Linked DNA regions of Homo sapiens: regions 2, 3, 4, 5, 6 and 7 are each linked to region 1. Evidence: chromatin loops called from intact Hi-C (ENCODE). Cell type or tissue: IMR-90. All regions are shown on one strand. Region 1 overlaps DGKI (diacylglycerol kinase iota). Region 2 overlaps LOC105375523 (a long non-coding RNA gene). Region 3 has its middle 170 kb from the start of PTN. Region 4 overlaps DGKI (diacylglycerol kinase iota). Region 5 overlaps CHRM2 (cholinergic receptor muscarinic 2). Region 6 overlaps CHRM2 (cholinergic receptor muscarinic 2). Region 7 overlaps LOC349160 (a long non-coding RNA gene).

The links. Hi-C counts contacts between places; a loop is a spot of excess contacts. Peaks named below come from ENCODE experiments on the same cell type or tissue, not always from the same donor. Only the 100,000 strongest peaks of a DNase experiment are listed, where the experiment ranks them.
Region 2: it touches region 1 in a loop (27-fold over the local background); 27 of 110 quality-filtered maps call a loop at or near these places.
Region 3: it touches region 1 in a loop (12-fold over the local background); 58 of 110 quality-filtered maps call a loop at or near these places.
Region 4: a loop joins it to region 1, with 5 times the contacts of the local background. A loop is called at or near these places in 28 of 110 quality-filtered maps.
Region 5: it touches region 1 in a loop (4-fold over the local background); 5 of 110 quality-filtered maps call a loop at or near these places.
Region 6: a loop joins it to region 1, with 4 times the contacts of the local background. A loop is called at or near these places in 2 of 110 quality-filtered maps.
Region 7: a loop joins it to region 1, with 7 times the contacts of the local background. A loop is called at or near these places in 3 of 110 quality-filtered maps.

The regions. Positions count from the first base shown.
Region 1 is chr7:137,452,759-137,456,758 of GRCh38, reverse strand. The region is part of intron 27 of DGKI (diacylglycerol kinase iota); the gene reads left to right. Among named protein-coding and RNA genes, the nearest start is that of PTN, 110 kb to the right of the region's middle. In IMR-90, a CTCF peak has its summit at 2,362 (motif pointing right); DNase peaks (open chromatin) are centred at 1,768 and 2,358; H3K4me3 peaks cover 217 bases; H3K27ac peaks cover 1,966 bases.
Region 2 is chr7:136,404,855-136,408,854 of GRCh38, reverse strand. It overlaps LOC105375523 (a long non-coding RNA gene), which reads right to left. Exons shown (of 6, transcript NR_187964.1): 5 at 3,539-3,585. Among named protein-coding and RNA genes, the nearest start is that of MTPN, 430 kb to the right of the region's middle. In IMR-90, a CTCF peak has its summit at 2,463 (motif pointing left); no DNase peak of the experiment used is centred here.
Region 3 is chr7:137,166,910-137,170,909 of GRCh38, reverse strand. No RefSeq gene overlaps it. Among named protein-coding and RNA genes, the nearest start is that of PTN, 170 kb to the left of the region's middle. In IMR-90, a CTCF peak has its summit at 1,544; a DNase peak (open chromatin) is centred at 1,519.
Region 4 is chr7:137,590,793-137,594,792 of GRCh38, reverse strand. All of the region lies in intron 12 of DGKI (diacylglycerol kinase iota), which reads left to right. Among named protein-coding and RNA genes, the nearest start is that of PTN, 250 kb to the right of the region's middle. RefSeq lists enhancers at 2,523-3,722, 3,356-3,856, 3,857-4,000. In IMR-90, a CTCF peak has its summit at 2,332 (motif pointing right); DNase peaks (open chromatin) are centred at 2,362 and 3,052; H3K27ac peaks cover 1,542 bases.
Region 5 is chr7:136,872,481-136,876,480 of GRCh38, reverse strand. The region is part of intron 2 of CHRM2 (cholinergic receptor muscarinic 2); the gene reads right to left. Among named protein-coding and RNA genes, the nearest start is that of CHRM2, 5.8 kb to the right of the region's middle. In IMR-90, a CTCF peak has its summit at 1,849 (motif pointing right); a DNase peak (open chromatin) is centred at 1,950; H3K4me3 peaks cover 436 bases; H3K27ac peaks cover 2,085 bases.
Region 6 is chr7:136,954,128-136,958,127 of GRCh38, reverse strand. All of the region lies in intron 2 of CHRM2 (cholinergic receptor muscarinic 2), which reads right to left. The region is part of intron 2 of LOC349160 (a long non-coding RNA gene); the gene reads left to right. Among named protein-coding and RNA genes, the nearest start is that of MIR490, 53 kb to the right of the region's middle. In IMR-90, no CTCF peak of the experiment used is centred here; a DNase peak (open chromatin) is centred at 1,767; H3K27ac peaks cover 3,079 bases.
Region 7 is chr7:137,080,145-137,084,144 of GRCh38, reverse strand. All of the region lies in intron 1 of LOC349160 (a long non-coding RNA gene), which reads left to right. Among named protein-coding and RNA genes, the nearest start is that of MIR490, 180 kb to the right of the region's middle. RefSeq lists a silencer at 2,979-3,171. In IMR-90, no CTCF peak of the experiment used is centred here; DNase peaks (open chromatin) are centred at 2,244 and 2,554; H3K27ac peaks cover 3,139 bases.

The DNA of each region.
Region 1 (4,000 bases):
TGAAATAATCCCAGGAAATTCTCGCCCTTCATTGCCATGAGTTCCAAGTTTTGCCAATGATTAGAGTATGAGGAAATATTAGTGTTAAGTGGCTCTCTTTTTACATTTGTAAAAGCTGGCAGCCATATTTATTCACACTTCAGGAATACTGTGAATGTGAGGCAGTATTGATTGGATCCCTCTTTAAAGCATGTGAGTTCCTTGGATGACCAAACTGTGCATTTCTCCCTCTGTCTCCATAGCACTTTGCACCATACCTAAAATGGTAGGCATCCAACAAGGCAGGCTTTTGGGATGAATAGAAGGATGTTCCATTCATAGAACATCCCTTGATAGAAAAGGTGCTTTGTCAAACCAAAATAAATACGTGTCTATTTATATTGCTATACTAAACCCAGTACTTATCAAATTATAACAAAATAATAGTGATAACAAAATAATATGTAAAATGTTGACCATTTTTGTTAGGCTGTGGGTTCCATTTATATATTTCAAATTTGAATATAAGTATGCTGGATCCAGGGAATTCACAGATCAAAATAATAAAGACACACCTGAATGCCTGACTTGGAGAAATGTTGGTATTTCACAAGCGAGAAAGTAAAAGGTAAGTATGGTCGGTATAGGAAGTTGTAGGCACTGTTGGTGAGCACAGTGGTAGGTAGAGTGGCAAGGAAGAATTGTTTCCCAGGCATTCACCTCCAAAATAAACTGTTGGTCCCCGGCTGCATTCTCCAACTTCCACCAACACTCTTGTTTTCTCAGTGTGTCTGTCTTAGGTGAATAATTTGATTAAACAGATCTAAAGTGTGAAAGAGTGATCATTTTGAAATATTTTCAAAAAAATTCGCTTGCAAATCTCAAGTTGCTGGGATGTGGAGCAGTAATCACTTACCATGTTCAGTGTGGAGTTGAGGAATGTGAGAGGGATGTCATATTATCACTGGAAATGGTGGTGGCTGGGGAGTCATATCGGGCATGGGACTTCTCTGCGGTACTTCTGGGGCCCTCTGAACCCCCTACTCTAAGAAGATCAGAACAAGAGATATCTCCACACCATGCTAGCACTACTTATTTGGAATTCAGGGAGATGGAGACCACATTCCCCGCCCCCCCCCCTTTTTTTTTTAACTTTTCTGGATGATTGTGCCAGGCATCACACATAAGAACAACAATCCTCCAACAGTTTTCTCCAATACTCTGTGAGATGCTGGTCTTACTCCATGACTCCCTTACAAGCTCCTTAAAGGTGGGAATGGAATGTTTTAAGTTAAGTACCTCCCACAGCTCTTGGAATAGAGTTAAGTACATAGCAGTTCTTAATATCTAACACTGGAGTCACTGAATTATTCTCACAGTCTGTCGAGCCCATTTTAATTTCTTGTTTTCAATATTACTATGATTTATCTGCATTCATTATATTTTTTTTCACAGAGCTCCTCGAACTGATCTATAACTGAGAAACTCTCTTGTCCTTAGACACATTAGAGTCAGGAGGAAGCAGACAATGTTTAGATTCTGTTCCCACCCTCTCCTGAGAAGGGTGGGGTGGGAGGAGATGTTGTCAGAAAGCTGCTGGGGTATGTTACAGTTATCTTCAGAGGTGCCAAACCAGCTTCCAACCCCGCCTAGTTTTGTCTCCCATTTTCTAAAACTGGGATCAGAAGTCCTTATTTGGATTTCCTAAAAATAAGTAGCTGTGGCTGAGCCCTTACTCAATTACCACAGGGAGATATTGCATATCCGGGATCACGAGATAAGTGAGGTGCCTTGCTTATAAGCCCCACGTGCTAAGACTAAACGTGGCTCTCATGTGACTTGCCTTCACAATCCAGAGCTCCCTCATGTTTCAACTTATGCTTAAAAAGAAAAAAAAGAAGTCCACATTTACAAAATCCAGATGGATTATGTCTCAACAGAAGCTGTTGGCCGGGGTTCCCAGAGTCACTAGGATAAAGCTGGCAGCTTGGCTTTTCCTAAAGGGTCCTTCCTCCTGGCTCTCCGGGTATGTCTCCGTTGTCTGGATTTTAGAATAATGTGCCTTTTCTATTTCTTCACCCTTTTTTTTAGAAAGTGGGCTGGCAACTATATTGCAGAGACTGATTTCTAAAGGCAAGCCACCCATCCTTTATTGCTTCACAACTGTGCTGGGTTTAATTATTTCTTTTTTCATTTTGTCTACAGAATGCTAAAATGTGATGGCTACATCGTCAGGATAAATAAGCTTGTGAAGTATTATTTTCTCCAACTTCATCTCTTTATTTTATCTATTTCTTTTCTGTGTCCACTGTCGCCCATTCTTCCTCAATCTCTCACATTTCAAACTGCTTTGCCCTCATTTTGTTGCAGTTCTTAAAAGTTAACAGTAGGTGGCAGTAAAATTTTATACTCGAAAGACATTCAGGCGACTCAGCAAACTGAGGAGGGTATACAGAAAGTATGGAATTGTAAATGCTAAAGGTAAAACAGCGTTTTTTTAAAATTAGTTTTTAGACTTTTTAATTGACTAATTGCATATATTTATTGTGTACAACATGATTTTTTGAAGTACGTATACATTGTTGAATGGCTAAACCTGGCTGATCAATGAATGCATTACATCACACAGTTATTTTTGTGGTGAGGACACTTAATATGCACTCTCTGTGCATTTTTTAAGAATATATTATATCATCATTAACCAAAGTCACCATGTTGTACAATGGATCTCTTGAACTTAGTCTGCTGAACTGTAATTATACGTCCTTTGACCAATATCTCCCCAACCTGAACAGTGCTATTTTCTAAAAGCCAAATATATCTAAATATAGGAATCTATTTAAAAAAAAAAAAAACAAGATATTTCAAGCCCAGCTCACATGGGGGTCATCAAGGCATATATTTGGGTAGGTGAGTCTTAAAGACTGGGAAATTATGATAATAAAGGGAATTGGTAGAAATTTGTATCAAATGAGGAACTCACCAAGCAGCCTTTATTATTTACATGCTGGAAATGATTTCCTTCCCTCCACACAAATGCTCATCTCTGTCTTCTTCCTTTCATTTTGCTCTTTCTGCACCCCTTCCCTCTGTTGGTCATGAATGTTACCTTTGAGGCTGCTTGGCATTCCCTGAATGGGTTTGTGACCACTTGAATAGAGAATGTGTTTGTCTTTCTCTCATTTCAATGCCACTCTGTGTGTTTGCTGTAACTTTCATCTCTCACTCTCATTCTCGCCTGCTCTCTTTTACTGTATGTGCTTTGTTCACTGTTTTAAGAGAAATATTCACAATTAGAAGGACCAAAAGCAAACAAAGAGAGGATTATGTAGTCGATGGAGATTTGCAGTGCTGTGGGATTTCTGGTCCTATTTTACCTAATTAGAGATGCTTTGGGGCTAGAGTGATAATGGTGAAGATGTCACACAGATCCATGGTCTCATTCTTTCTCCCTTGGGTCCTCCAAATGATGTCATAGGCCTGGCAAACTAGTTCTCCAGGATAGGCAATGCACCCTTGAGAGATGCTCAAGGGAAGAAAGCTATTGCACAGAGATGATAATCTGCAGCCATGCTTTCACAGCACAGTAAATCATACCTTTGCTCACTTGATTTGAATGAAGATTCTTGTCTACCAACAGTTTTAGGAAATAGATGGAATTTGTGTAGCATCACCACTTCACGGTAAAACAGAAGAAAAAGATGAGGTTTCTGCAGTTGTGATGCAGACCGTTGAAATGTGCCTGGAGAGAATGCCCAACTGGGAAATCGGTTTTCATTCGGGACTACGTAGGAGTGTAACAGAGGACAAGCATCATGGCTCAAGAAGCAGGGAGGAAAGTGGAACCTGGGGAATGCTGACCAGGCATGAACATTCTTACATGTTCACCATAGGAAAAAGGTGTGAGCACATGATGGGAGGCTGTTCTATCCAGGAAAGACTGGATTCCACCCAACTGTGACAAAGGTAAATGAGAAAGTCCAGGAAACTCTCAGGGCTGTGGTCAGGAGAGGGGAAAAGA
Region 2 (4,000 bases), 1.0 Mb after region 1:
TGGCAAGCATTTCTATTATAGCATATAGCAAGTCATGTGCACATTTGTTTACATGTCAGATTCCCTGCCTCCTCTCAGTGTGAGGGGATGGAGGACAAGACTCCATCATCTGTGTATCTCCAACCATAAGAGCTAGCAAGGTACCTGATCTCTGGGAGCTATGGAAGGAATACATGCTGAGTAAATTTGTTACTGAATGACCTCGCAAACTTGGTACAGACTCCTGCTCTTACGTAAAGATAAGAAAAATCCCCTCATCATCTTTTATATATGTTGGTGAAGGGGGTGTGCCTCTGGATATGAGTTTAAAAATATAGCTACATGAATCTCCAAGATGTATTCATGAGGAATCTGAGATGAAATGAAGCCCCAGTTTCCTATACTTTAAAAAAACCCTCCTGCTTTAAATTTTTAGCTGAGAAAGCTATACTATTTACAGGGATTATGCTTCTACTAACAGGCTTGCATTTGTTTTTTAAATAGGACCCTCTATCATTTTCCCTTAGTTAGTTAGTAGCTGTCATGTATAAAATTACCACAAATAAAAGAAGGAGGTGGAATATAAATGTTCAGAGGCAACACAGCATGGTAGGCAGAGGTGAGAAAGGAGGTTGCAAAACACTTGTGTGGTTCCCCAGGGGGAGAGGAATGTAGAGCAAGTCACATCAGGAGCCTAGTGGCTGCTCTGTCCAGAGATATATGTACATTCATGTGTGCATATTATTTTTTTCTTAGAGGTATAATATGTTAGAATCTTTCTGATTATGTACAGGCTTCTGCTACTCATAACTTAAAATATCATGCATCTTGTTGCCGCATGTAGCTATGGCTGGGGCAATTCCTGCAAAACCTTCCTCAGCTTCCAGCCTCTTTTATCATATAGAAATTTAATTTCAGCAAGGAAGAAAGGACAAGCTAGACAGGGAGTCTCCTAGGTGAGGAAGCAAATTAGTGGGAAAGGAAAAGGACATATTCTGGCTCCAAAAATGGAGTTGTTCATCTCCAAAGTGCAATTGAATAGCTATCAGTATGGACAGTGGGGGAGCCAGTAAAGGATTTTAATCAGAAAAGATGCAAGATTGTATTTGCTTCTGGGGAAGGTCCAGAAAACTGCAATACTGGGGACAAACTGGAGGGTGCTGGGCATATCTGGATGAAAAAAGCAAAAGTGATAGGACAGAGTTGAGAGGAATATATTGAGGGGCTATTTAGACAATACTTAGGGAGGAATTAGAGATTTGAAGAAAGAAGGTGTTTAGGTGACTCTCAGATTTGAGCAGCCCCTTATATCATGGAGTCAGTACTTACCGTATTTGACTACTAGTCTAACGAGCCTTCTATCGCATTATATAATGCCTATTCTGACATCTAATTTCAGAATCTCAGATGAATCACCCAGTCCTTCTGTACTTCTTCATCATCAGACAAGAAAGGACAGCAATCTTAAATTATTCTCCCTACTTCCTACCCCCAATCCCATTTCCCAAACTTTTCTCTCTCCTCCAACAAAAGTAAGGTGGGAATCCTTAATCAACATTACTCAATCAACAGAATTAGGTAACCTCAAAACTGTGAGCTCTCCATCTCTGCAAATCCAGGAATGAGGAGGCATGGATCTCTAGGATGCTCACAGGAATTGTGTGCAAGGAGACCTAACTGGCATAAGGATGCAAGATCCCCCCAGTCTTCTCTAGCAGTGGACTGACTGATGTGGTACAATAGTATTTCCTAATGGAAATTAAAATATATGTGAACAATATACTTAATCAAGAATCTCTGATCAGGCTTTATTAACATGAGAGTCAGGCCACCAAAGGATTCTATGGACCAGTGTTAAAAAAAAAAAAATCTGGGTAGGATGGAACCATGCAAACAGGAGACCTGGGTTCTGGGTCAGCCTCTGATTTAGGTGAGCTGGGTAATTAAGGGCAACCCTGCTCTCAAACTTGGTTCTATTGTCTATAAAATAAGGAATTTGGACTCTAACGTCTTTCCCAGGTTTGGTGTTCTGTGCCTCAGGGAATTTCTATAAAATGTTGTTTCATGCTTTCATTTTCATGAACTCTAGCAAATGGGAACTAATGACTCATTCAAAGTAAATTAATTTACCTGGAGTCTGTTAGGGCAACAGAAATAGTATGGTTAAAAAATAGAACTGATATTTTTCTTCCTGCCAACCCAGCAAACATCAGAAACAGGAAAAGGCTTCGCTTAATAGTGAGACACCACGCTCCATGGGGTGTCACAGTTTACAACATACTTCACACGGAAGGCATCGACAAGCAGGGAAAAATACAACTTTTATTTTTTCTACTTGGAATTAAGAGTGTTTTTCATTGCACTCTATGCCCAGGGCTTTAGCGTTTGAATCAGGTGGTACAAAGCTGATGAAAGAGAGCCTGGAGCATTTGATGGCATTGTCTACTTGGGCTCTACAGCAGAACGGCGAATTCTGAGTTCGGCCCTCTAGTGGACACATACTCTTATTGCAAGTTTCTTTTACTAGGAAGCAGAATCACATCTACAACTGCGGGGGATCAATGGGTGAGAGAGAGAGGGACGCCGTTTCACATGATTTGTGTCTGTCACGGTCTGATTCTTAACTGTGACACATATAAAGACCACGAGACGTGGAGCTAAACAGTCCCAAGTCTGAGTGTATCCTAGGTTGGCCATTAGGGAGCTTTGTGGGTCCGGATCAATCTCAGAGTTCCAGTGTTTCCATTATATGAGTGTCTCCCCACGCCGGGCTTTGTTCTTTAAATGGAGTAATGCATCCACATATGCTTTGTGAAATGTAAGTGCTTGCTACCTACCAATTTCTATTATTAGTTACATTCTTAAAATACCTATTAGTTTTTTGAATGCCTAAACCATTTTCTCTCTCTCTCTTTTTTTTTTTTTAACTTTTAAGTTCAGGAGTGCATGTGCAGGTTTGTTATATAGGTAAACTCGTGTCACGGGGATTTGCAGTACAAATTATTTCATCACCCAGGTATTACACCTAGTACCCACAAGTTATTTTCTGTGATCCCTCCCGCTGGATAGTAGACCTTTGTTGGATGCAGTTTGCAAAAATTTTCTCCCATTCTGTAGGTTGTCCGCTTACTCTGTTGATAGTTTCTTTTGCTGTGTAGAAGCTCTTTAGTTTAATTAGATCCCATTTGCCAATTTTGCTTTTGTCCCAATTGCTTTCGGTGTCTTCATCAGAAGTACATGAGGTGATGAATACAATAACTATCCTTATTTGATCATCATACGACATATATCAAGATACCAAGTTGTACCCCATAAATATATACAAATACAATGTGTCCATTAAAATAATCAATTAAAAGTTTTTAAAAATGCAGAAGATAAACTTAAAAAAATCTCTAAATAGGTAAAATTTTATGTATTTGAATAAAAAATTATTCTTCCACATTTCTCCCTTTATCAATCACCTCTCATCCTTATTCAATGTCTTCTCTGAACTCACGATGGCACTATTAAGTGAAAAAAAACTTAGATAAAATTTGAATATTTACTTAAGACTTACCTCATTATTAACTGAAGAGTTAATAAGAGATCTGCAAAGTTCCTGAACTTAAATAAAAACAAAAGTTAATAGTTAATAGTTAAATAACTTAATAAGAAGATAATGCCACCTACCTATAAGAAATCCTCATTAAATATAAAGATAAAAGTAGGTTAGATGTTAACAAATGGAAAAGATAGCTATTTTGATAGTAGTCTTATTTAAGATGAAATTATTTCCCAAAGAGCTTCTCTACAAGTTGCTTAATATCTCTATGGTAAAAGAACCTAACATTTATAATTGACTATTTAAGAGTAATGGGATTATCTAGCCTTTTATCTTTTTATTTTCATTGTCCTATATGTTAACAGTAAATCACCAAAATTATCCTTACTGAGATAAAAACATTATCTCAAACTAATTCAAAAGCAATGAGTAATATGTGTGAAACAGACAAGATTAACTACCTCACTCTAAATATAA
Region 3 (4,000 bases), 290 kb after region 1:
AAGTGCCCCATCTACCCCATCAAGTCTGTTGGCTACTTCAAATTCATGCATTTTACTTCTTCAGGGGCCTCTTTCCTAAGAAAACATGTTAAATGAAGATTCATCAGCTTCAAAATATAGACAAGATGTATTTAAGTAATGGAGGGAAAGGCTTGATGGCTCTCCAATCTAAAGTGTGTCCAATATATGTATTTTTAAATTATGGGATAATAAAATATTAAGAAGAAATTCCATGTAATTTTCATAGTTATATATCAGCCTCTCACACCATAGGGTGAATTGATTCATTTTTCATTTACGTTCATGTTCTGATTAAATAATTGAACATGCCCTACTCTGAAACACCAGAACAACTCTGGAATACAGCTGAAGGTGCCAACCTTCATTCGACTCTTGTTCAACCCATATCTCTTGGTAGTCCCCTGATAATCATGTTCCTTTCACATCAGTTTCTTCAGGCAACAGAGTATTTCCCTACATGGGTATCACTCCTACTTTATTGGTAAAGCTATAGGAGAGGAAGGAAAAGAGAAAGAAAAACACAGAGCAAAATATCAACAACCCACATTTATTGAATCAACATTTCTGTAGAGGGAATCATAAATAAATTATAATGCTTTCTCCACATAATTCTGATGATCAGTTATAATCATGAAGCTTTCTTTGGGAGCCTTCTAAAATGTATCCATTCAAGGCCTCCAACACTTCCTGAAAATTCAGATTCTGGGGTACATCTGATAACTACACTGAGGAATTGAGAGATTTCATGAGAAAAATACTGCAAAGGAGTACAAGAACTCTCAGTGTTTAGTAAACATCATCAAGGCTTCTAGACCAGCTCAGTTCAACAGAAATATAATGTGAGCCACCAAAGCGAGTAACCTATAATTTAAAAATTTCTAGTAGCCACTTTAAAAAAAAGTAACAAGTAACAGGTGAAATAAATTTTAGTAATATATTTAACCCAATATATCCAGAGTATTATGTTTTCATATTAAAGTATAATTTTTACATAATCTTTTTCATATTTAATCTTTGAAATTTCATGTGTATTTTACACTTACTGCTGATCTCAATTCAGACTAGATCTTAAGTATTCAGGAGCAACATGTGGCTTGTTTGCTGTATCGGAAAGCACGGCTCTAGAGACAGGTAAATGATTAGAAGTAAAGCCTAATAAGCACAGTATAGAACACAGCATTATTTAAATTTTCACTATGCACCTCAATCCTCTATCCTCAACATTTGAATTGTTTTAGGAAAATATTCTACAGAAAAGTAAAACTCAAAACCAAACATGCTTGAGTAAATTAGAATTTGAGAATGTTCAGACAGTCCCATTGCTCTTCGTCAAGCGTCCTCTCTCTCACAATCCCTGTATCGTAGCCACAGGTGTTGGATGTAGCCCAAGTTGAGAATCCCAGCTGTTTCACAGGGGCTCTGGCAAGTTGACAGCTGCTTTATTACCAGAGCTTGAAATTGAGGCCAATAAACTTAGCACACAGGGACCTGAAGTCCGGTTTGCGGAGACAAGGCCACCATCATGTGGAACGTGACGGAACTGCAGTAAGATTCACGTTCCCATTGCATGGAGAAGACTCAAATGACCTAAGTCATCAGTGCATCCCCACTGGGACAACACTTCAAGAATGCCTAATTAACATACCTAAGAAACGTGCAAAACCTTGGAGATCCAGAGAAGGTTCAGAGAAGGCCAATTCCTATTTCAAAAGAAACAAAAGACAGACTGAAATAGCTAAATCATGCAAGGTCAAAATCAATAAAAATCATAAAATGTAAAATGAGGACTTACACACATCCACCTGCTGAAACCAAGGCTCACTGAATAAGAGTTCAAATATAATATTGGGTTAAATCTACGATTTTGATTGGAAAACTTTTAAAAAATCCTTATTGTAAGAGGAGATAGATTTTAAAATAAAGTACTATAGGATGATGAGTTTATCTTTTTGAAGAATAGGCCAGTATAGTAAATTATTAGGAAGGTTTGAAATGACAAGATGTATTTTGAATGGCATATTGCTTTGGCAATATTAAGGAATTTAGACTGTTTCTATGCCAGTTCTATATAGTCTGTCTTCTGGTTTCATAACACCCTTACATTGTACATGTGTAAGACAATGAGAAAGTTTCAAAATATTCAAACATATAAAAGATAGGCACATATTATTGTGAAGTTGATAAAATGGTCAGGGTTTGTCTGTTGATGAAAATGAAAGACCATCATGTAATACTAAAAAACATGGTACCTGCCAGGTGCGGTGGCTCATGCCTGTAATCCCAGCACTTTGGGAGGCCGAGGCGGGCGAATCACGAGGTCAGGAGATTGAGACCATCCTGGCTAACACAGTGAAACTCTGTCTCTACTAAAAATACAAAAAAATTAGCCGGGCGTGGTGGCAGGCACCTGTAGTCCCAGCAACTCGGGAGGCTGAGGCAGGAGAATGGTGTGAACCTGGGAGGTGGAGCTTGCAGTGAGCCAAGATCGTGCCTCTGCACTCCAGCCTGGGCGACAGAGCGAGACTCCGTCTCAAAACAACAACAACAACAACAACAAAAACAAACAAACAAAAAAAGTGGAACCACAGAGAATATTAGCGTGTTTTCACTGTATCTTCCACTGAAAGACCTGTGTTTTCCTTTCCCAGAAACAAGATCCCCAAACACACGATATTTGCTCCCTGAAAACTTCAGAGTGTATTACTAACCCTATGTTTTCTGAGCCTGTAGAAAAGATGATGTGAGCAGGAGCCAATATGGGTTTATTAATTAAGAATATGTAAGAACAAATTATTCTGTTTTGAAAAGGTTGACATGTAGGGTATGATAATTTCTACACAGCATTTAACTAAAGGTTACTCTTGTTTCTTGGTTAATAATATGGCGAAGTATTGTCTGGATCACCGTCCTACAAATTTGAGCAATTTTTCCAGACAAGTTTAGTTCTTTTTGTACTCAGGGCCATTTCTAATAGAATATTTGTAACCTCTCTGATTTATCTTGTCCTTTTAATATTATAGCAATGACATGACTTAATGCTTAGAAAACATGGTTATCAAATTTGCAGATGACATAAAATTCAGAGACTAGCTAATATGATAGATGTCACAATCAAATTTTAAAATGATTGTGCAGGCTTAATACAAAATGATGACATTTAACAAAGATAAATGATCTTGCATTTTAGTTAAAACAATAAATTTTATAACTAGATTGGGAAGATCTTTCTTTGAAGAAATTTATATAAAAATGATCTGAAACTTTTGTTTATCACAAAATACAAGTTTGGTAACACCCACACAATTTTAGTTTACTAAGATAGACTTCTGGGGTCCAAACCAAATTTGGTGATAATCCCCCTGAACTCCGTCTTTAACTGACAACATTTTGTTAATTTCAGGGCCACATTTTGAGAAAGAAACTGACAAATTAAATGGTATATGGAGAAAGAATTTTGAGATTTATAGTGCTGTAGAAGCCACTTATAAAAAGATGCTTTTAAAGAAAATGTAGTTATTTTCAGGACAGCATAGTGTTTATGTTCATAAATTATGAAATAAAAGAGATCTGAGTTTAAGTCCCAGAATAGCCATTAACCTTGGCAATCTGACCTTGGGTAAGGTGTTTAATGTTTTTCAGCCTCAGTTTCTGCATCTGTAAATTGTTTATAATAATGATGACAAAGAGGATATATGCTAGCAGAAGTTAGATTTTTTTTTTTTTTTTTTTGAGACGGAGTCTCGCTCTGTCGCCCAGGCTGGAGTGCAGTGGCGGGATCTCGGCTCACTGCAAGCTCCGCCTCCCGGGTTCACGCCATTCTCCTGCCTCAGCCTCCCAAGTAGCTGGGACTACAGGCGCCCGCCACTACGCCCGGCTAATTTTTTTGTATTTTTAGTAGAGACGGGGTTTCACCGTTTTAGCCGGGATGGTCTCGATCTCTTGACCTCGTGATCCGCCCGCCTCGGCCTCCCAAAGTGCT
Region 4 (4,000 bases), 140 kb before region 1:
ATGTGATTGATTTTTTTTGTTTTGTTAGTTTAGAAAATGAAACTTTTAATTGTGGGCGGAGGCAGAGTTTATATAGAGGAAACAGCCTGAGGAATTCATGAAGAAAACTGCTGGCTTTAGGCAAGTGGAGTATAATTCTGAATTCAGGTATATATTTGACACAAGGTATTCAGCCTTTCGTTAGTGAGCACATCTGTCACTGTAGAAGCTGGCAGAATGCTGCCAGTAAAGTGACAAAGCTTAGGGAGAAATCAGAAATTGAATATTTTTCACTGACTGGGATGAGGCTATATTACCCCATAACCGTATTAGTTTAAATTAAGAGTATTATTTAAGGTATAGAAAGTATTATTTAAGGTATAGAAAGTTTGCATTACTTTGGAAAAAAGTTCTTAGGCTTCAATATTAGCTACTTTAATTGTATATTATTTAAAAAATACATGAAAGGCCAGGTGTGGTGGCTCACGCCTATAATCCCAGCACTTTGGGAGGCCGAGGTGAGCACATCACTTGAGGTCAGGAGTTTGAGATCAGCTTGGCCAATCTGATGAAACACCATCTCTATTAAAAATATAAAAATTAGTCGGGCATGGTGGTGCACACCTGTAATCCCAGCTACTTGGGAGGTTGAGGCAGGAGAATCACTTGAACCCAGAAGGTGGAGGTGGCAGTGAGCTGAGATTGTGCTACTGCACTCCAGCCTGGGTGACACAGTGAGACTCTGTCTCAAGAAAGAAAAAAATATGAGAAAGCAGAGGGAAACATTCCCCAATAATGCACTTGGAAGTGGAGGTGAAAGAGGTGGTTCTGCTCTCATTTCTGTGACCTTTGGCAGGTTCCTTAACCTCTTTTGAGACCTTCTGAATCTACAAAGAAATGCATTCAGATCTCTAAGGTTCTTATAGCTGTAGCATTATAATAATATAGGCTATTGTTCAAGGGAACTTTAATGCAAGCCACATTTGTACAATTTTGAATTTTCTAGAAGGTACTTTTAAAAAGGTAAAAAGCAGGTGAAATTAGTTTATAATATATTTTATTTATCTAAAATAGTATCATTTCAATATGTGTTAATTTATAAACATTGTTAAGATATTTTATGTTCTATTTGTACAGTCTTCAAAATCTAGCATATATTTTATACTTACAGCACATCCAATTTGGATTAGCTATATTCGAGTGCTGGATCACCACATGTGGCCAATGGCTGCTGCGTTGGACAGTGCAGGTGTAGTCTCTTTGTTACTGGCTTGCACAGTTCAGAGGCTGTCACATAGTTACAGCTGTCAGATGGTCTGATCCCATTTTCAGATCTCTTGGCTGCAATAAATTCAGCTCACTCAAGAATGATCTCAAACCTTCATGTTTATAAATGAGAAATAGCCTGTCTTTGGTCATGTGATAAATTTGTATTTTCTCACTTCCTTGGCCACGTTGACACCTATTCAACTCCTAATGGCTGTCACCCTGCTGAAATATTGACGAGCACATGAACTGATCTCCTGAGGCTCACGTACTCTCATTATGGTTCCTTAAGGTGTGTGACCCATGGTCCCTATCTATCTGGCTCCTGACTTTGGTGAACTTGGCTGGATCTGCAAGTCCACCTTTAACCATTTTAATTATTTCCAAAAGGCCTGACATTAAATTGACTCCAGCCATCCACTTCATGCTTATTTCTTGTTCTATTGGCTTTTCTAGATGAAAAAGCATCCCAAATGGTAGACATCCCCATGCCCTGACTCACCACAGCCAATGCAAAGAAGGAAGTATTATTTTCCTTTAATTGATAGGGACAATCCCTCATCCTAAGCCCCTTTCCTCATTCATCCTCAGCCTAGTTATATTTCATCCTCTCTCACTGAGTAAGCACACAGTGTACCTTCAGTGTGGATTCTATATTGTTTCAAGAAAAGGTCATATTCTGATTTTTATCTTGATTTCTTTTGGGCTAATTTTAAGCACATTTCTTTTAACACATGTTGGCTTTATTAAGTGCAAACATACATTAAAATATCAAAAGGAAGAATTATTGTGCACATATTCAAAAGGGTCCCCCAGTCATCCAATACTGTGTGGTCATTTTCTTTCAGAGCTCAGCAAAACTCTTGTTTTCCTTTGATTTCCAAACGTGAGTGTCCTTCGCTTTTTGGCCTGCATGTACTACAAGGCAGCGCAACGTGCATCTGTTCTCTTGGAAGAAAATATCAGTTTGCTGTCATCTCCACCCTTCAGCCACCCCTTATGTTAGTATACTGCAGAATGAAAATATTGCTCAAAATGCACTTGGTAAACATTCAGTGACAACTAATGCTAAAAACGGACAGATGGTGGCAGCATTGACCAGCTGCTGCTGTGCATGGCTGCTCAGGGACAAAGCGGAGGACCTGGTGTTCTCAATCTGTCAGCCCTGCTTTTCCTAGGAAGGAAGGAAAGAACTTTGCAAGCTGGAAAATCATTAGGCCCAATCAGGATAACTTTCTTCAGTTCTGGTGGAAAATATACCAAGTGCAATAAGTTGCAGTTAATTAAATAATTTAATTGAAAGGGTGCTAGGTGAGCTGGTGGAGATGATTTGGGAAAATACGAAAGCCGTGGCAGAGTTCCTGCCCATAGAACCTTTCAATGTGCAGTCTGGACTTCAGGTGGAAACGGGTTCCGGATTACTGTAAAGACAGAGCTTCCAGTAACAGCTTTAAGATCTTTTGTAAAGTTTTTCTCTAAGGACAAAGACACAGATTGTTTCCCAAGATTTTTAATGTCTCCTGCTATTGTAAGTGTGTATTTGTTTCCATTTTGTTTTTTATAGCCCCTTTTTTACTGCAGGGAACCTCTGCTTTTACTGTTCTTTACAGTCTGCAAAAGAAACGCTTTCTGATTTGATGGCAGCTGAAGGTGGGGCTGATTTGCAAACTCAGGGCTCAACTTTAAGTGGAGAAATGGGAAGAGGGCATTTTTCTTCTAGGAAACTGGGCCTTTATTGAGGAAGGTTGGAAAGAGGTAGCAAAATCTAGCTGAGTCATAGTAGCTAATGTTAGTTTAGCATTTCCTGTTTGTCAGGCACTAGCTAAGCAATGTCTACACATGAGTTGATGAAACAACTCTAAAAGTCAGGCATTATTATTACTCTTGCTGTACAGATGTGAGGGGAGCTTAGAGAGATTAAATGACTTGCCTAAACTCACCCAGCCAATTTGTGGTGGAGCTGAGCTCCCTGCCGCTCAGCTCGGTGCCCCACACTTCTGCGCTGTGCTGTCTTCCGGGAATGCTGGCTGTTGGGGAATGCTGATAGAGCTGCTGGCTGAAAAAAACTATTCAGGAGCTGTGGAGGGGCGATATAGACCCACCTCAGCCAGAGAACTATTAGCCTAATATTGGTTGTCTGTGGGAGAATTTCAAGACAAAACAAAATCTGTGCTGTGAAAGGCAGGAGGCCTTTGATGACTCCAAGGGTGATGGAATGATGAAATGCAAGATTTTCTGCTTATATTCAGGAGACAATGACATATTTGATCATTTGGCTACAGAAAAAAGGAGAAAGAATCTATTTATCCGGTTCATAAAGCAAATTGATTGATGAGAGGCGAAGCACCTTTACATTCACACACTGTGTACTTGTCCTTTTCTGCATAGACCAAGGGTAAAAGGAGAAGAGATGGTGAGAAATCCAGGCACCCTGTGGGCTCTGCCTTTGTGAGGAATCGTAGCTCAGTATCACGAGAACTCCTGACAACCTTCTCTGAGAAAACAATTAGGAACACAGCCTAGAAGATTTGAATGAGGGCTGTTAGAAGACGCAGCATCAGCTGGATGCAGTGGCTCATGCCTGTAATCCCAGCACTTTGGCGGGCGGATCACTTTGAGCTCAGGAGTTTGGGGGCAGCCTGGGCAATACGGCAAAAGCCGCCCCCATCTCTACAAAAAATGCAAAAATTAGCCTGGTGTGGTGACTTGCACCTGTGGTCCCAGCTGCTCGCGTGGCGGAGGCTGGAGAATCGCT
Region 5 (4,000 bases), 580 kb after region 1:
TGAAAATAGAAAGTGGTTTTAAAAATTCCACTTAATTGTGTTATTTGGAAACATCAGGGCATTTGGTTTCGTTTTAAAGAGAAGACAGAAATACAAATGTAAGTGTATATTGCCATCATTTATAAAATATGGCCTCTATTCTCACGTCATCTGTATCCCTAACAAGTTCTAGCTGTTACTCTACTACCAGCACCAGATAAAACCATCCAAGTTGCCTAGCATTTTTATAAGTTAACTCCTTTGTAAATAATTTGTTTTTTAAAATAAAAACACCCATGGCTTCGCCTTCCAAAACATGTTGCTATGAATAATAAGGGCTAAAAATGTCATTATTATTATATTGATTAGGTATATAAAAATAACAGGAATATACTGAGCACCTAGTGGGCACCAGGTGGTGCACATGGCTGTGAGAGATTAAATGAGATAGAGGATGCCAAATATTCATTAACTTCATCATATTATATCATACCTTTTCATGAGTATTATTATTAGTTTGAGGAATGGCTAGAGTATAAGTGTGAAGCTTATCATTGCCTGTTAGTATTATAATAATAATAAATTCCACGAAGAGGAGGAAGAGGAGGAGGAGAATAAAGGGGAAATAAATATATTGGCTAGTATTTATTTAGCATGTACACTGTACCAGTCATTACACTAAGCTATGTGCATGGATTCTTTCCTTGTGCAGTTGGAGGATGAAGAAATGCCTGTGAGAAAGATGGCTGGCAAAACAGCTCTATGAGCTATGGAAGCTCTCACATGGGTTTGATCTCAGGGTTTATCCTAGACTGTTGAGAAACACTGAAGAATTTTAAACAGGAGAACGACATGTTCAGATTTGCATTTTAGAAAGGTCACTCTGGCAATGTGAGGAGTAGCTTGTACTAGAGAAAGACTGGAGAGTGGGAGACCGGTTAGAAGCATATGGCTCTGGTGATAGTTCATGTGAGAGGTGCGAAAGGTCTGAAAAGATGCCCGGATGGAAAGAGGGGGATGGATTCCAGGGAAGCCTCTGAGGGAACAGATTTAACCTGGGGTCTGATCAGAGGGCAGCAGTGGAATTTGGAATGAGAAAGAAAGAAGATATGTTTATAGCATATCAACCTCACTTCTAGTTTGCCATGTATTTAGGGATTAATAAAAATGTGCAGCTTGATATTATTATTCACACAATCATGTAAGTAAGAGTAAAACGTCTACGTTTCTCACCTAACAAATACCTCCACTCTTTCTTTCTCACGCGTGTGTGTATGTGTGTATGTATATGTATATATGTATATATATTTTTTTCTTGCTGGAGATATATATATATATATAAAATTCATGTGTGTGTATGTGTGTGTATATATATGTATATATGTGTGTATATATGTATATATGTGTATATATGTATATATGTGTATATATATACACACATACACACACATGCATTTTTTACATATATATATATATATTCAGCAAGAAAAATGTTTCCATTCTAAAGATAGAAGACTTCCATTTAGAAGTCTTAAAGACTTAAATGTGCAGAATATTCTATCAGACTATCCTCCCAGGGATATCTCGGTGGCATCTCTTTTTCTTCCATAAGAACATTTTCATAACAATGTTAAACCTGTAAGGGTATAAATATCCTTCCCACCCCTTTGCCATAACTGTATACATAGTAAACAACATTTGACATGCCCAGACAACAAATGTATTCTACTAATCTCTTTGCTTAAAAACATATTAATTCAAAGTCCTTCTTGCTTAGGTCCAGTTGAATTTTTGTTTGAAATTGAAATTCTCCCTAAGCTTTAAAACGGATGTCCTTGTCCTATCCAATCCAATGTGCTTCCAGTTATTGAACACCAGAGGGCATCATTCAGTGAAAGCTTGGATTTGGGAGGGAAGAGGGGAGAGAGGGGGGGCAGAGAGAGAGGGAGGGCATGGGGGAAGACAGAGAAAAAAAAGAGAGACAGAAGGAATTCCATTACTAATGAAAGAAAATGAGAAAACTGAGTTTTTAGTGTGTACCCTTATCTACCATGAAACATTACCATGGTAACAGCACCAGTTAAGATGATTGTATATTTAGGTCATAGTATAAAAGAAGGAGCTAGAACATGTGAAGAAAAAAAAAGAGAAATAAATAAAGTAAGACAAAGATATATAAAGAGTGGAAAGAGGCAAACCAACTGGAACCTACCTCATTCTTTGCTAATAGCAGTTTACAAAGTAACATTATACTTTTCAAAGCACATGTGGATAATAAATACTAATTAAAAGTAAATGGGGCCATTGAAATTCAGAATCTTAAGTGCCAACAATCTTATAGAAAAAGAGAACTCATTTAGCATGAAAAAATGGAGAGACAACTAGACTGGGATTGGGATGTGTGTGTTCTTATGCAGTTCTTGGTTAGCTGTGTCACCTTGAAAAAGTCTCTTGATCTGCTTCCTATCATGAACTCAGCTGAATGATATCAAAATTATCTTTTATTACTATGCATCAGACAAAAGAACTTCTGTTTAATAATGTCTTAGTATTGCTGAGAGGTGAAAATGGCATCTGCCAAAATTTTGGTGCCCTCGTTTACCTCTGCCAGAGGCAATCACTGACTAAACAAGACAAGCACGTGCCAACTAAGAGCCTACTCAGCACTGCCTCTTCTTTGCTTAAGGTTTGGAGGATCTAACAAAAACATGCAAAGTTGTATTAACAGATGGGGAGAACATCATTGAACTTCTGAATGCCATGGTTTTGTTTTCCCCAAACACAGGGAAAACAAGTGCCACAACTATTTATAGCGAACCGATTGACACACTATAAGAACTAAGACAGTGGAGTCCAACAAGCTTGTGTTTGAATCCAGGGGCTGCAACTTACTAGCTGTATGATCTCGGGTCATTACCAGACCCCTCTGAATGCTGATTTCTTCCTGTAGAAAATAACATCTACTACATAGGATTGTTGCAAAGATAAAATGAGAAAATTGATTGCTGTATTAACTCATTCAAAAGAGATTTAATATGTTTCTTAGGTATGCCTGGCTGTATTTTAAGCAGTGAGGCTAAAGCAACTGACAAAACAGAAAATATCATATGGGAAGATGCTTAGAATAATGCCAAGGACTTAGAATACACACAGCAAAAATACCTGCCTAAGGAAAGGTGACTTGCATCTCTTTCCCCACATACCACCTCCACCACATAGGCCAGGTGAGCTGTGGGATATGCAATCAGTATACTTATGCCATTTATCTTAAATGAGAGAAGTCCTGATGCCTGCTCAATGAACCAAAGGTGGACAGAGTGGGTACAGGAAGCAAAAGCCAGTTGTTAGTAGTCACAAGGTGGACATTGGTGGCTTTCGATACATAGGAGTCTCTTGGGAACTATGCCACGGAGAGTCCATGTCATAAAATCTCAAGCAAGTCAAATATAAGTTTAAATAAAGAAAACCAATTCTTCAAGAGAACTGTGTGGCAAAATGTTTCTGTCAGTCTCTGTCCTATTGAGTAAAGTGGGAAAAGTTTAAGACAGGATTGAGAATGGTGTCTGGGTGATCTTGTGAAGATAATAGAAAGGGTTCGCTCACATGCATATTCTAAACAAAGGCTGACATCAGTGATGGAGGTTGAATCCAGCACGATTATTGATATACCTACAGATTCTTGTCCTCATTTTTCTCTCTCCCATTCCGTCTTCATTTCCCTTTTGTTCTAATTTCTTCTCTTCTCCCTCTTTTGTACTTGTTTTAACTTTACTCATTGTTGTGGGTCAGAGAGACATAGGACTCCTAATTAGCCAGCCTAACTTCCATTGAAGACAGTGTCATTCATGCTTTTTGTGCCTTCCCTACCTGCCAGCAGTCTGGGACTGTTTTCTTTGGATCTCTGAAACCACCCATTCCTATTGGCCCTGGGGAATGGCTGCTCTGGAATTGGAATTGGAAAATTGTCCAGTAAAGACACATCTGGATGCTTGACTATCTGGACTTTCTGGGCAATGAAGGC
Region 6 (4,000 bases), 500 kb after region 1:
GTGCTGGTAATAATTTGCCAAATTCTCATTAGAAAATTAAAAATTTGAAAAATGGCACCAGTGTAATCAGTTTCAAACTATGTTTCCAAATGGAATAGATTACATAATATCAAGCAGCCACTATGAGTCATTGTTATTTTTCAAAATCAGATGATCAAATGGTAAATATTTAGTTTTTAAACTTCTAGCTTAATTTATAAAGTGTCAAATTTCAGTTTGATATTCTTAGTGAATTGATTTAAAAACTTTTGAATTGATAAAACGTTTTGACTAATTATAGATGTGGCTTCAATAAAAAGTTTTATGTTTTATTCTAGATATGAAGATTTTCTATGCAATAGTTACTGAGATGTCATAATATTTAAAATTTGTTTAGAGAACTCTACAGAACATTTAACATGTTCAGGAAAAATAGCAACTTGTAAACTGAGGGGTGAATACACAATAGATATGTTTATACAATATAGAGACACACAGTGCTGGTATGTACCTTGTGGCTTTTTCAGATACATGTCATCCCATAAATACTCTGTTTGTCAGAGATCCCAACTCGTCTCTCGAGTGTCACTGAGTAATAGTCAAAAAGAATAAGCTGGTATTTTTATAATCTTATGGATGTCATTGCACAGCAAATAAATAGACTGTCATTATCTTTTGTGGGTTTATGTGTTTGTCAGCTTGTTTAACATTTCCAGTTTATTTGCACAAGCTTCAAACCAATAAGTCAACAACTTGAAAATCAGAATGCACTGAATATTTTGCCAATAGTTAACAGTTCCTTAGTTGGTTCCTAGTTTCTTCATTAATGGAGCTATTCTAGAAAATACACACATACATGTGTGCATGTGCACACACACACACACACACACACATATACACTATGACACCTGTTATGTTGATAGGAGTGGGCTGCCCCCAAAAGATGTACTGAACAAAGCACAGAAATTGCCATCCAAATCCTTGGCCTCCTGCCGCAGGTTAGTTCCTGACTTACTGTGCTGCCTTTCCAGCACAAAGTGAAGTGGGGTTTTGCCACTTGGTCTGTAGAGTCAGTCATCCAAGAGGATTGTCAATCCAGGCCAAAACACACCTCCATTAGGCATCTCTGAGGGGCCTTGGAGTAGGGGGAGTCCCGCCAGCTTTCTTGAACAGTGAGTCCCAGGGCTAACCTCACATTATGTCACATGTAGCCTTCAAGCGTGTTTGCTAAGGAGTCAGCGGGAAGAGAGGTCCTCACCCTATTGCATTACACTTCCTCTGGTAAATGGGTGTAATAATAAGAGAGAGAGGAAAAAAAAAACCTTCATATGATCCCATTCCCCCTCCCTGTTCCCTGTCTGCATTGATTTGTTGCTTTAGTTGACACTAAAATATCTTCTTGGCAACTGACTATACAGCTACAGACAAAGGGATTTGAGTTGAGGCTAATATGTCAGCAGTCACCATTTATTTATTTAATAATGAAGGATAACATTTGAATGCTCTAACAATAAAAAAGTATACCAGTAATTTTCAAATCCTCTGGGTAGAGGAAGTGTGGAAATGTGGGTAGAGGCTTCCTGTCTTCTTTTGCAACTGATGCCCCATTTGTATCTGTTTTACATATTGATGTTCAGTAATGGAGGATTCAAAAACCAGGTCTATTTTCAATCCAGGCTTCCTGTTGCTATCTATACCCACTAATCTTAGGTCAGAGTGAAGCATTTTTTCTAGATGACTAAGAGTTGACATTTCCCCTTAAACAGTACATTTATATTAAGGCTCATCTAGAAAACAGTTCAAACAGAAAATAAATAGTACATTAAAAAGAATGTATAAAAACCAAGGAGGAATCAAAACAAAAAGACCGCTGACTAACAATTCTTTCTTGCTCTCTCATAAAGTCCATATTTTATATTCCATGCCATTCCAAAGTCCTGAAATAACTCCATCCTTCTGTGAGATCACCTTGTTTGTCTTGTTCAAAATTATTTTTAAATTTTATTCTCTATGTTGTAATATGATACAATTATAGTATCTCTCTTTTCCCCTATTAAAAATATACATCAGAGTGAACTGGAATCTAATATTTTTCCTTCTGAGTTACTTCTAACTCTGGGAGTAGTATAAGGATGAGGGAAGTTACTCAGTAAATATCAGTTGAAACATTACTACCATTTATTCAAGTAGAATAAAATATATTAAAAATAAACAAAAAACCCTCATTATATGTGCAGACAACAAGTAGTTAATGAGCATATGGTGATTTATAACACTTTGCATAAATAATGTATGCTTAAGATGCCAAGTTGAAATTCAGGCATCAAGAGAACAGACCTTTATTACTTTTTATCAACTTCATTTTATGATAATATTTTTCAAAAATTAGTACTAAAGGGCATAGAGAATGCTCCAGACTTAAATGTGTGAAGATAGTTATTCCAAAATTCTGCAAAACCAACTGCCTAGACCAATGACCATACGTCCTAGTATACTCCAACTGCTTGGAAGGGCAAAGGGTGCCTCCTTAAGCACAGAGAGACAAAGGCCAGGACATTCCTTTTGAAATGAATGGCCAAGCTGGACTATGTTCTGTCATGGCCATGGATACAGAGCTCATCCAACTCATGGCTGGAATTTGACGAATAATAGGTGACAGTGCATAAGGTTGAATGTATCCCATCTTATTCTACTATTAGAATTGGCACTTTACCATTGGGAAATAATTAGGAGCCAGGTAGAATGTGAAAACCCGAGGACAAGAGTATTCCAAGGAAGTAAACAAATGCTAAGTTGAAGCCCCAGAGTAATAGTACTAAAGGTGCCATTTTCACTCATAACATTATTATTCAGATCAGCAGCATGCTTCATAAGAATTGAGTTATTTAATGCACTAATATGAATGGATTATAAAATACTTTGGCTAGTAAAGGAAGCAGTCAGGATGCATTTCAAAATCATGAGAAAGAAGGAGGAGAGGTGAATATTTTACTCAAAAGGAGTTGCCCAATGTGAAAGAAAACACGAACTTTTAAAACTCTTTTACGGCTCATTTATCCTACCATCTACAACACAACTATGCGAGAATGTCCTTAAGAAACCAAGAAAGGAAAGTGCAGCACTTAGGGTATAGTACTAGTAGGGGTATTAATACCATTAGGCCCAAAGTGGGAAGAGGAGGGGATTCCTGGAACCAGGAATATAGGTCTGTGTTGAGGAATGTCTGCCAAGAGCTGTGGTCTTTAGCAGAGGGAGGCAACAATCTATAGTGATCTCCCAGAAGGGGTAGTGAGGTTATGAATATCTTAATCCAACTGTCCTCTTGTCTCTTGATCATCTTCTGATGCTTCCCATTGGTTGAACCCAACTGGCAGCTACGAGGATGGAAGAATCCATGGATGTAGTCAAGATCATTCAGCTTCCTGGGCTCCAATCACAGTTAAAGAGTGGAGAATAAAATACATCCAGTGCCCCTACCTTTTCAAAAGTCTTTCATATTTTTTCTGTATTTTGATCTTTCTACATTGTTTATAGTTCCATGAACTCACTGTTCATGAGGGAGAAATAAACAGAAAGGGAGTTCAGGTAGAGAATCCATTGAATATGAAGAGGAGACATGCAAGGTTTGTCAACAGAAATAAAATAAACTATGTTATTAAGTTTAGAAGATAATCTACAATTTAGTAAGATCTTAGAGAAAGACAGGTAATATGGAGGAAGAAATCGACAGAATCATGAAATAACTTACTTTCTTTTGATCCTAAAAATGAGATGAGGATAACATGTGGAGAGAATGGTGAAAGTTTGAGATTTCACACAAAGCTAAACACATGTGTGTACCTACTTTATTTGCTCAGACAACAGACCACCAACTTTTTAAAATAATGGCATTGTGGAGGGGAAAAATACACACATATATAAATGTATAGGTATAGGTATATGCATATGTATATAATGCATATGTATGTGTATAAAGAATGAGGAGAGAAGAATCTAGATGGCCTTGGATCATTTCCTCTTC
Region 7 (4,000 bases), 370 kb after region 1:
ACTAGCTTTGTAGCCTTGGGAAAGTTATTTAGTGTCTCTGGGAATTAATTTTTTATATGTGAAATGGAAATGATCCCAGGTAGTTTCATAGGGCTGCCATGATGATAGTATGAGGTAATGCATATAAAGAACTTAGCATGGTGCCTGGCTGAGTAAACTGTCCAAAATTGTTTTCATTATTTTTAATATTATTGTTTTCTGTGATGACAAGAAATTGTGGTTCATAGTAGAGACTGAAGAATATTTAATCAATAATTAAGAAACATTTCTTGTTTCTCTGTCTATTCAGGAATCAAGAAAGTTATTTTATTTATTTTTTAAGGCGGTTACTTTAAATTTAAAACTAAACTATTAATAAACTAAAAGTGTCAAAACAAAACTCTTCTGTTCTGCCCCTCATAAATGGGAGAGCAAAATAGATAGTATCTTTAGAGAGGGAAGATACTGGAGCCAGATAGATGTATTTTGGGTTAAACTCAATGTAACAAAGACCATTTTCAGTAGGAAGTTGTAACAAAAGACTTTGATAGCAGAGGTCAGTTTTTATGTCATTACGCAGTATCTGTCTTTGGTTTGAATTACTGGTGCTTTCTAAAATATTACATATACCCACATTCAAATATGCAAATAACATTTTAAATTATTTGATATTTTAGATTTTTCATGTTGTGTTTTTGTTGCATGAGTAAATCATCTCTCCCTACTATGAGAATCTGCCTGTCTACGATAGGCAGGAAATCCAGTAAGTTCAGAGAGTCATTACCTTAGAGGATGTTTGTATTTGGTTGGTGCAAAAATAATCGTGGTTTTGCCATTAAAAGTAATGGCAAAATCCGGCCAGGAGTGGTGGCTCATGCCTGTAATCCCAGCACTTTGGGAGGCCGAGGCAGGTGGATCACCTTAGGTCAGGAGTTCAAGACCAGCCTGACAACATGGAATTAACCCTATCTCTACTAAAAATAAAAAATTAGCCAGGCGTGGTGGCTCATGCCTGTAATCCCAGCTACTCGGGAGGCTGAGGCAGGAGAATTGCTTGAACCTGGGAGGTGGAGTTTGTGGTGAGCCGAGATCACGCCATTGCACTCCAGTCTGGGCAATAAGAGAAAAACTCTGTCTCAGAAAAAAAAAAAAAAAAAAGGATGGCAAAATCCACAATTACTTTTCCACAAATTGAACAATCACTGATTGATCTCCCAGTTTAGATACTAATGTGCAACTGTCATACCTATTTGAAAGGAAAAGCGTTAACCAGCAAAACAGAAACAAAAGGAAGATAAGATTTCTTATAGTCGTCTTCTTTGTTGTTAGTATTTTAGGTTTCCTGTTGGGGATTACTTAAGTGTCAAGTTCACCACCTGGCTTTCAAAGTCAAGAGGATAATGAAAATTATTATGCCTTGCATTTACATACTGTTCTGCAATTTATAAAATGCTTTCACAGCAACCAGTTCATTATTCCTTGTACTTGCCATTCTGGATGAAGACAAATCAGCAGAGAGCTGTGAACCTTGTGTGGATTATTGAATCTTCCAGGATGGCTTTGAATGTATCACAATATGGCATAGTTGGGCTCTGAAAATGTTACTAAGTTGTTGAGAAGGATATGTTGTTCACTGTAATAGACAGTGTTCTATTTTGGAAGACTCACAAAATAAACTTCCTACTACCATAATCTAGGGAATACCTGTCCATCTCTTGAGCAATTTAATCATATGGACATTGGCACTATGGAACTGATTTGAAATCTTCATATATTGACTGATAAAATGATCAAATCTGATTTTGCCAAAAAGCAAGAACAAGGACGCAAGACTTACATTAGCCTCATTCTTGGCTACCTTAAATGGCTCTGTGCTTTTTTCTTCTTTATCTATTTCAAATTTATGGTACCTTGCCATATTTATGTGTCACTGTAAACTACTTCAAGTCCTTTTTTTAAATGAAGAAAGGCATACATTATTAAAGTGTTTTGCATGTAATATTCTATTTGAATCTCACATGAGCCCTCTATAAAAGGCATATTACTAACCCAATTTTAACTATCCACCCATATTTCTCACTCTTTTCCCCAAAAACAGTTAGACATTTTCTGCAAAGTTTGAGGCTGGCAAAGATCTATGATTGGGATTCTGTGCTCTGTAATCCTGGATCCTGCTTTGTGTAATAGATCCCAAGTGCAGGCTTATGCAAGCAGACAGCCTGGAATCCATGCCAGCACTGTGTCTCTCCAGCACTGATTAATTTCTGTGCCTAAAAGCCATGTGTTCATCGTGGATGATAAGCTTGTTGCACAAACATAAGCTAACCACATTGAGTAAGTTTGGCATTAGTTCTGCATGAACCCCAGGGAGAAGGGTATTAACCAAAAGGAATAAAAAAATTCCTGCCAATTTAGGCATGAATGAAATGTTTTAAGGCATCTGTAGACTTTTACATACTAATAAGAAAAAAAACATATGTTTTATAAAGCTGATTTGCAATTCATTTAACCAAACAGGTTGCACTGAGGAATTCCAGGTTCTAGACTTTGAAAGTGGTCTAGACATGTCCTTAGCAATGGAGGCACATGAATACAAATAAATATAAAATCACTAATAATCAAAACATGCCATCTATCGTACTAACTTTGATGGAAATACTTATATACAAAGAAAGTCATGACACTATTTTGTGGTGTACCAAAATATGATTTCTATGCATGTAATCATAGAAGCTTGCAATTTCCAGATCAGTCTTCTTTTCCTCCTCCTCCTCCTCCATAAAAAAAAAGGCAAGCAAAGAATAAAGAAAAGGAAAGAAAAAGGGGAAAATAAAATCTGTGAAGGAGCACAACCGCATGAATAATGCCATCATAGATTGGATCACCTTGAGAATCATGCTCTGTTTTCGTTTTCCCTTTTGTGTTAACATAGAAACAAAGTTCCACCTTTACATTGTTCTAAAAGAATTTTTTCATATTTATGGGAGAGAAAGGTGAAGGGAGGCCATGTGTATGTGGTCCAATTAGAAACATAGGCTTTTAGAGCTGGCAGGAAACCTGGGGATCATGTACTGGATTCTCCCACCTGGTGCAGGAAGTCTTTCTGCTGCATCTCTGACAGATGGTCAGCGAGCCTTTGCTGGGAAACCCCAGCCGTGAGAAACTTAGCACACGCCCACTGCCACCACCACTGTGGGGAAGAAGGCTTGTTCAACCCTACAGCCATCCTTGCTAACTTCTTTTTTTTGTGTTCTTGTTTTTTGGAGCATTAAAAGACAGCACTTCCTTTCTACTATATGACAACCCTTCAAATCAATGAAAGAGCTGTTATGATTGTCCTACTATGATCCTAAGTTAAACCCATGAGTTTTCCTCATCTGCTCAACATGTGGTATTGCCTTCAGAATCTTCACTAGTCTGGTCACTCTACTGTTGATAGAATCAACCTGTTCGTGATTGTCCTAAAATGTGATTACCCAGGGAGGGATCACTTAGTTTGGGCTGCAGTGGGACTATGAATCCTGTGTTGAAATTACAAACTACTTTTATTGGCCTGGCCTAAGATTGCATTGCTTTTTAACGGCTGCATCAACATTATTTGCTTTTTGTAAGGATTAGAGTTACATAAACTCTCTAAATATCTAAATTTTTCCATTTAACATGATTTTAGCCCATAATAGTTTTTTTAACCACATACTTAATGGTAAGATCATAGGCTAAGTTTAACCACATACTTAATGGTACGATTATATGCTAAATCTAATAAAATTAATCAGAATTTATAAATGTATATCAGAATTTGTGAATTTATCAGAATTCACAAATTCTGATGAATTTATCAGTTTAACAAATTTGGATATGTGGCTCATGCCTATAGTCCCAGTACTTTGGGAGGTCTAGGTGGGGGGATCACTTAATCCCAGAAGTTTGAGTCCAGCCTGGTCAACATAGTGAGACCCCCATCTCTACAAAAAATGTAAAAAAGAAAAACTTGGTCAGGTGTGGTGGCTTATGCCTGTAA